2 separate regions of the Mus musculus genome follow, and region 1 is linked to region 2. Evidence: chromatin contacts called from ENCODE Hi-C or POLR2A ChIA-PET data. All regions are on one chromosome and are shown on one strand. Each heading gives the region's core, a stretch centred on a gene start or an enhancer-like site at or near the end of the contact. The rest is flanking DNA. Distances are from core to core; before and after follow the strand shown. Region 1 overlaps Npl (N-acetylneuraminate pyruvate lyase). Region 2 holds the start of Dhx9 (DEAH (Asp-Glu-Ala-His) box polypeptide 9).

What was found. A loop is a pair of places that touch in the nucleus more often than their neighbours do. ChIA-PET counts read pairs that join two places held with the same protein, here RNA polymerase II (POLR2A).
Region 1: POLR2A ChIA-PET joins it to region 2 with 11 read pairs in embryonic stem cell. The contact joins the enhancer-like site here to the promoter of Dhx9 in region 2. A Hi-C loop is called at or near these places in 3 of 37 maps with a recorded cell type or tissue (Patski, adrenal gland and regulatory T cell). POLR2A ChIA-PET finds 5 or more read pairs at or near these places in 3 of 5 experiments (Patski and embryonic stem cell).

What each region holds. Positions count from the first base shown.
Region 1 is chr1:153,530,933-153,534,349 of GRCm38, reverse strand. The region is part of intron 4 of Npl (N-acetylneuraminate pyruvate lyase); the gene reads left to right. Among named protein-coding and RNA genes, the nearest start is that of Npl, 17 kb to the left of the region's middle. Within about 2 kb of position 1,954, at least 1 of the 3 ENCODE cell types and tissues checked has a DNase peak (open chromatin) inside an H3K27ac peak, as active enhancers do.
Region 2 is chr1:153,486,398-153,490,295 of GRCm38, reverse strand. It overlaps Dhx9 (DEAH (Asp-Glu-Ala-His) box polypeptide 9), which reads left to right and starts at 2,636. Exons shown (of 28, transcript NM_007842.2): 1 at 2,636-2,763.

The DNA.
Region 1 (3,417 bases), core at 705-3,204, 45 kb before region 2:
TGATTCTAGGGCCTGAAGACTTGCCTACAGGCCAATCTATGGAGGTATTTTCTCATTAGGATTCCTTTTTTCCAGATGACCCTACCTTGTGTCAGATTGACATAAAACTAGCCAGCTCCCCAATGCATCACACCGGGGAGCTGGAGCAACGTCTTTGCCCTCAGTCTTCTTTCCATCCAATTGAGAAGCAGGTTGTAAAATCCAACACTTCCCAGGTCTGATTAAGTATACACGGAGACAAAGACGTGGTTGGAAGTATTCAGATAGAGACAAGATATTGTCGGTTAGTAGTAACAGCTGAGCAAGCCCCCCCCCCCTTCCTATATAGCTAAGTGTGGATTGGAGGAGCCCAAAGCTGGTGTCTACATGGGGAGGCTTCTTCATCCCCAATGGTGGGATGCTAGCACAGCTTGCCAGAGCGATGTTAGGTAGACTTTTTTTCTTACTATGTTTGTTTATTTTTATTTGTCTATTTTGGGTGGTTTGGGTTTTTGGTATCATTTTGATTTGGTTTAAGTTTTGATTTTTTTGAAGCAGGGTTTCACTGTACCCCCCTGGCTGTCCTAGAACTTGCTCTGTAGACCAGGCTGGCCTCGAACTCAGAGCTCCACCTGCCTCTGCCTTGGAGTGTTGGAACTAAAAGTGTGCGCCACTACTGCCCCGTGGTTTGTTTTCGAACTGAAGCAGGCTGAATCACCTGCCAAGTTCCTTTATTATCATTATGATTATTATTATCATCACCATCATGATGTTTGAGAGTGTGAGCTTCTGAGTTTGAGGCCAGCCTGGTCTACAGAGTGAGCTCCAGGACAGCCAGGGATACACAGAGAAACCTGTCTTGAAACCACCACCCCTCCCACAAATAAAAATAAATTTAAAAAAGAGAGAGTGTGTGTGAAGGTCAGAGGACAGCTTGAAAGAGTCAGGTCTTTTCATCGAGTGGGTCCTGGGGATAGAACTCTGATCCTTAGACTTCTCAGCAAGGCTCCTTTACCCATTGACTCATCCCTCCAAACTCTTTTATTTTCCCCTAAGGGAGAGACTTTTGTTAACCTGGCTGGCCTGGTTCAACTCATTATGTAACCAAAGATGACCTTGATTTTTTTTTTTTTTTTTTTGGTTTTGGTTTTTCTAGACAGGGTTTCTCTGTATAGCCCTGGCTGTCCTGGAACTCACTTTGTAGACCAGGCTGGCCTTGAACTCAGAAATCCGCCTGCCTCTGCCTCAGTGTTGGGATTAAAGGCGTGTGCCACCACGCCCAGCTTGTTTTGATGTCCTTGAAACTGGGTCTTAAGTAACTTAGGCTGACCTTGAACTTTTGATCCTCCTGTCTCCACCACCCAAATGTTGGGATAGCAGGTGCAGTGTGACAGGAACTAATGCCCTAGTATTTTTATTTTATTTTTTATTTTTATTTTTTGAGACAGGATCTTTTGACATAGGTCTGACTATCTCACTATATAGACAAGGCTTGCTTGAACTCAGAGACTCACCTGCCTCTGATGCTGAGATTAAAGGTGTGCGTACCACGTTGCTTGCTTTCTCCAGACTGCTCTATTCTTTAGACTTAGGCATGCTAACTAATGTCAAAGTCCGTCCCCCTTCCTCCCTCTGCCATGTTGCTCTTATGTCTTTAGTTCAACTTTGTCTGTCTGTAGGCTCCTGCAGTACAAGCTTACTGTCTTTCCGTGAAGTTTCTCTTTCATTCAGTCCTGGGGCGGGAGTGGTTCTGCAGCAGTGCAAAGGTGGATTCGAGCTGGGGAAGGGGAGCTGTGAGGGGAGCTGTGAGGGGAGCTGTGAGGGGAGCTGTGAGGGAGCTGTGAGGGGAGCTGTGAGGGGAGCTGTGAGGGAGCTGTGAGGGGAGCTGTGAGGGGAGCTGTGAGGCCGCGAAATGCAGAAGCAGGGCTGAGGTTTCCTTTGTTTGATGGAGGGCGGGAAGTCCTGCCCTGCTGCCACGCAGCTGCAGCTCCTCCGGGAAGCTGAGGTCAGCTTTTTCTCTTCCTACAGAGGATTCCTCTTTCTGTATTCTTTTCCTCTGGAGTTTGCCCCCCCCTTGTCACTTTTCTTTTTATGAATACTTTTATTATTTATTCGTTTTATTGTATGAGTGTATGTGGTAAGTTATCTGCGCCAACGAAATGAGCGAATGCAAACCAAATTAAGGTAGAAAGGCAGGTTTACTGGGGAGTAGCTCTTCACCAGCCACAAAGGAAGGGGGTCAGTGCAGTTGCCATGGAGAGCGAGACAGAGCGGAAGAAAAAGAGAGAAAGCATGTATGCAGAGAGAGAAGAGAGAGAGATGCAGAGAGAGGTGGGGAGGAGAGAACCAAAATGTCTGGATGATAGGAAGCCCAGCTCTTGGGCTGGAAAGTTCAGGGTAGAGGGCAGGCTGTGCCCATGCCCTGTAAGAGGTAGGAACTGAGGGATGCTGGAAGAACCTGGAGGCCAGGTCGGCTTTGGTATGTTAAATACACATCTCAGCTGCTTGTCCCGGGTCTGAAACCGGGACAGTATGTAGGTGTACCACAAGTGTGCTTGCTGTCTACAAAGGCCAGAAAAAGATGTCAGATTTGTTAGCATTTCTTCTAGGTTCCGCCCTACAGTTACCTGGCAACAGCCAGATGTGCCTGACTCCTTATAAAGGGGACTGCTGGCCCTCTCCTCACTCTCTTCTCTTGCTCCTCTTCTCTTATTCTCTTCCTCTCGTCCCCCTCTATCCCCCCTCTCCCCTCCTCTTTCCATGTGTTCAAGGTCAGTCTCTACTCTCTTTGTCTTTCTCCATCTCTTCTACCTCCTCAACTCCCATCCCCATGCCCTAAATAAACTCTTTTTGGTTTTTGGAGACAGGGTTTCTCTCTATAGCCCTGGCTGTCCTGGAACTCACTTTGTAGACCAGGCTGGCCTCGAACTCAGAAATCCGCCTGCCTCTGCCTCCCGAGTGCTGGGATTAAAGGCGTGCGCGCCACCACACCCGGCCCGGCTCTCTTTTCTATTCTATACCTTCCTGTGACTGTACCTCAGAGGGAAGGGATGCCTCAGCATGGGCGAGCAGAGGTACCCCCTTCCCATGCACCATACAAGTTCATGCCTCTTCCAAACATGTCCCTGGCTTCTTTTTCTTTTTTTATTAAAACACTTGCGTTACAGACAATTGTAAGCCACCATGTTAGTGCTTGGAATTGAACCCAGGTCCTGAAAGAACAAGCCAGTGCTCATAACCACTGAGCCATCTGTCCCATCCCATGTTATGTTCTTGGTAAACGGAGCTCATGTTCTTAGCTGCAGAGTCCTGCATGTCCTGGGAACTGAGCACACTCCCTTTAATGCCAGTCAGGACCCGGTGATCTGGCTCAGCCCTCGAATCCACATTTCCTGCTATATCTTTTACTTTAGATGAAGCTCTTGAGTAGAAGAGTTC
Region 2 (3,898 bases), core at 1,387-3,886:
GAACCACGGGAGAAATTAGCACAGTTAGTAAGTTTTCCATAACTGTGGACTTTGATGGATGGAGACTTTTAGTTTTGGCAGGCGGTGCTGTCTCCACACTGAGTTTACAGCCTGGATGGTACAATGAACAGTGCTTACATCTTGGAGTCAGTTGTGCTTCAAAGGTCTGGCACCGTGTCACAAGGATGGCCTCAAACCTGCTTATTGAAGACGCTGACCTTGAATCCTGATCCCCTTGGTTCTGGATCCTGACTGCAGAGATTACAAACCTTAGGTGCCATGTTCAGTTTCTTATGATATTAGAGCTGGAACTCAGGATGTCAGGGACTCCAAGCAGCACTCTCTCCACTGAGCCCAGCTCTTTTTTTTTCTTCAGTTCTCTTCCTGGAATCAAGGTTCATACTGCTCTCCTTTCTACCAAATATCCCAAGAGACAGAAATTAGGGGGAGGAAATAGATATCCTGCTGTCTCTGGGGATTTTTTTTTTTTTTTTTTTTTTGTCTCAAATCTTTTTCTTGGGGTAAGTTCAAGGGCGGGAAGGTCACAGTGAGACAATGGGTAGAAAATCCTCTCGGGCTGGAGAGATGGCTCAGTGGTTAAGAACACTGACTACTCTTCCATAAGTCATGTGTTCAAATACCAGCAACCACATGGTGGCTCACAACCATCTGTAATGAGATCTGAGGCTTCCTTCTGGTGCATCTGAAGACAGCAACAGTGTAACAGTGTGTACTTAGATATAATAATAAAATAAATCTTTAAAAAATAAAAATAAAAAAAGAAGATCCTCTCAATGGGCCAAGTCTTTTTTTCTCTGCGGGCTTTGGAAAGTTTGGAAGCTGGATCACCCGGGGTCAAGATCTGCATTTTTATTTTCAGACAAAGTCACATGAGCAGAGAGGAAGAAGCCACCCCACAGGGGCCCTGTAGAATTTAGAACACCGTGTGAAGGAGGCAGGTCCTTAAAATAGAGAAAGGGTTGGTGAAAGTAGCAGAAGTGAAATTTCTGTCAGTCTGTGTGTTCTGCGCTGACTCCCTTGTCTCTGCACACTAGGCAAGCCGACCAGCAGAGGGCTGCACTCACCCTCTGGCCTGAGGAGTTTTAAACACCGTTCTCCTTTGGAAGTTTCCATAATTCTGTTCGCATGGGTGGAGATCAAATCGGGGCTTGAGGCATGCTAGTTTTCACAAAACAACAACAAACAGACAACTAGGTTGGGGATGCTGGGCTTGAGTGTAGCTTAGTAGTAGGGTAACCTTGAGTTACTCTTCAGTACTTCAAAAATACAACACCCCTCAAAACAAGTATTAAACTCAAGAGTCTTCTCACTTGAAGCTAAACAAAACACAGGATTTTGAGATAATTGGGAGCATGCCTTTAATCCCAGCCTGAGGGGTGAGGGGTGGGGCAGAGGCAGACAGATCTCTGTGAGTCCCAGGACAGCCTGGTTTACAAATCCAGGATAGCCAGGGCTACACAAAGAAACCCTGTCTTGGAAAAAAAAAAAAAAAAAAAAAAAGAGTCCCTCGTCCCTCTCCCCAGCCAAAAGGTAAGTGGAGAAGTTGTGTCTTGAGCTAGGGTTTTCTTTTTGGTGGGGTAATGGGTTTTACTACAATGGGATTAATGGCATATACCACCACCCCTGGCAATAAACCAATAAGCCAGGGCTCTCTTTCTTGTCTTAGATTCATTTTACTTTATGTCTTATGGCCTGTAGGTCAGTGCACCATGGTTGTACCTGCTGGGTCCCCTGGAATGGAGGTTATGGTTGTGTGTGAGCCACTGTGTGATTGAGAACTGAATCCAAGCCTTCCACAAGAGCAACAAGTGCTTTTAACTTCTAAGGTTTTTGTTCCTTTGCTGTTTAGACAGGATCTCATTATGTTGCCCTGGCCTTCCTTAAACATAGACCAGACTGTTTTGAACTTACGGAGGTCTGTCAGTCTCTGTTTCCTGGGTGCTGTGACTGGAGGCAAGTGCCACCATGCTACACACTGCCTGCAGCATTTTATTTCTTTTCTTTTTTCTTTTTCTTTTGGTTTTTCGAGACAGGGTTTCTCTGTGTAGGCTTGGCTGTCCTGGAACTCACTTTGTAGACCAGGCTGGCCTCGAACTCAGAAATCTGCCTGCCTCTGCCTCCCAAGTGCTGGGATTAAAGGCATGCGCCACTACTGCCCGGCTGCCTGCAGCATTTTGATGAAGCAGAAATACTTCAGTCCTTGTATTTTAACATACAGCACCCATAAATACATTGCTTTGGCATATTTTAAAGTGGCTATTCTGATAAACTCTGAAAGGATTAATCCTGTAACACTGCCCTTACGTAAGATAAACTATCAAAAAGGAGATCCATGGTGGCATGTCTCTAAATTTTGCCTTCAGAGGTGGAGGCAAGTGGACTGCGTTAAGTGGTGGGCTAGCTTGCTCTACAAAGACAAAGGCAAGGAGACATAACTTCCAGAAACCAAGCTGGTTAGCGACTGACAGGAAATTATGGGCCTAGGCCAGCAGATCTCGCGCGACCTCAGGTTTGGCGCCCGGAAGTGGTTCAAGCCCCGCCCCCTCGGGGCGTGCTGGCTCCGGAGTTGGCCTACCGCGCAGGCGCGAGTCGCCGACTCCGCCCCCTGGGTCCTGCAGTCGGAGCCATTTCGCCGCTGCTTCCATGCGGGTGAGGTGTGTTCTTTCGCCGTTCTCGTGGAAGGTTGGCGCTGCGAACTCGCCTAAGAAGGCTGTGCTCTCGGGCACGGAAAAGCGGAGGAGGGTAAGAAAGGGGGCGTTGCGGCCCCGGACGCGGGCTCATTGCTGCGGGCCGACGCCGGCCTCCGCGGCTCAGCCGTGGCTTTGTTGTGAGGCGCGGGCGGGCGAGCGTGTGGGGGAGGGGCAGCGCGGCGGGTACCCGGATTTACGGGCCGTGGGCGCCTCGCGCAGCGGAGCTCCCGTGGCCCTAGGCCCTGGGGTTCCTTGCACAGACTGGCCGCTCTCGGAGGCCTCTTCCTCACTCGGCCTGACGGGCGGCGGGTGTCTGTAATCAGTTGCGTGTAGGGGTAGCGGCTCGACGCCACCCGGCGCGTGGTGGTGGGGGGTCGTCCGCGGTTCTAATCCGGGACACCCGGGCCCCGTGGGGGTGCCCGCTTTGGGGTCCGGGGCTTCGCTGCAGGTCCTCCCGCTCCGCACTGGTGACGGGGCATGGCTGGGTGGGGCGGGATGAGGAGCAGGTGGTAGGAAAATGAATGCATGATTTAGTAAGTGATGGCGGAATTACACCGCGCAACGGGATAGCCCCGCTGTAGATAACGGTCGAAAGGGAGGGCGCCTCAGTCTGAGGGGTGCACGAGCCTGAGTCTGGCTTTGAGGTGCACAGTGTATCCGCTCCAAAGGGCAATGAGAGATCAGTTACGCCTAAGGCCAGACCTTCCTGGAGGAAGGGAGGGCCGGCCACGTGACCTGAGGGTGCGAAAAGAGATGAAAGAATTTGTTTCCGGGTGGCAAGAATGAAAACACAAAATTGGGAGCCATGACTCTAGCCTTTCATTCCAGCACTGGGGTTTGGTGGTGGAAGGTATTGTTCGATCTCTTGAGTCCGGGGCTACTACACATAGAAATCTTGTCTCATAAAACAAAATTTGATTTATTCCGATATGTGTGTGTATACGAGTATACGTGTATACGTATCAGGTAGTGGTGGCAAGTGAGAGAGGAGCTGTAGAAAAACAAACGAGTAATAGTGGAGGCATTTCTGGAGCCAAAACAGCAGGGCAGATGTGACATGATGGAAAATTTGGCATCCATCTAGGCTCTCGACAAGAGGATAAGTTCTAGGTCTGTAAAAGAAGTTGTGGGGTTTTTGTTTGTTTTTTTGGTTTTTCGAGATAGGGTTTCCTCTGTATAGCTCCAGC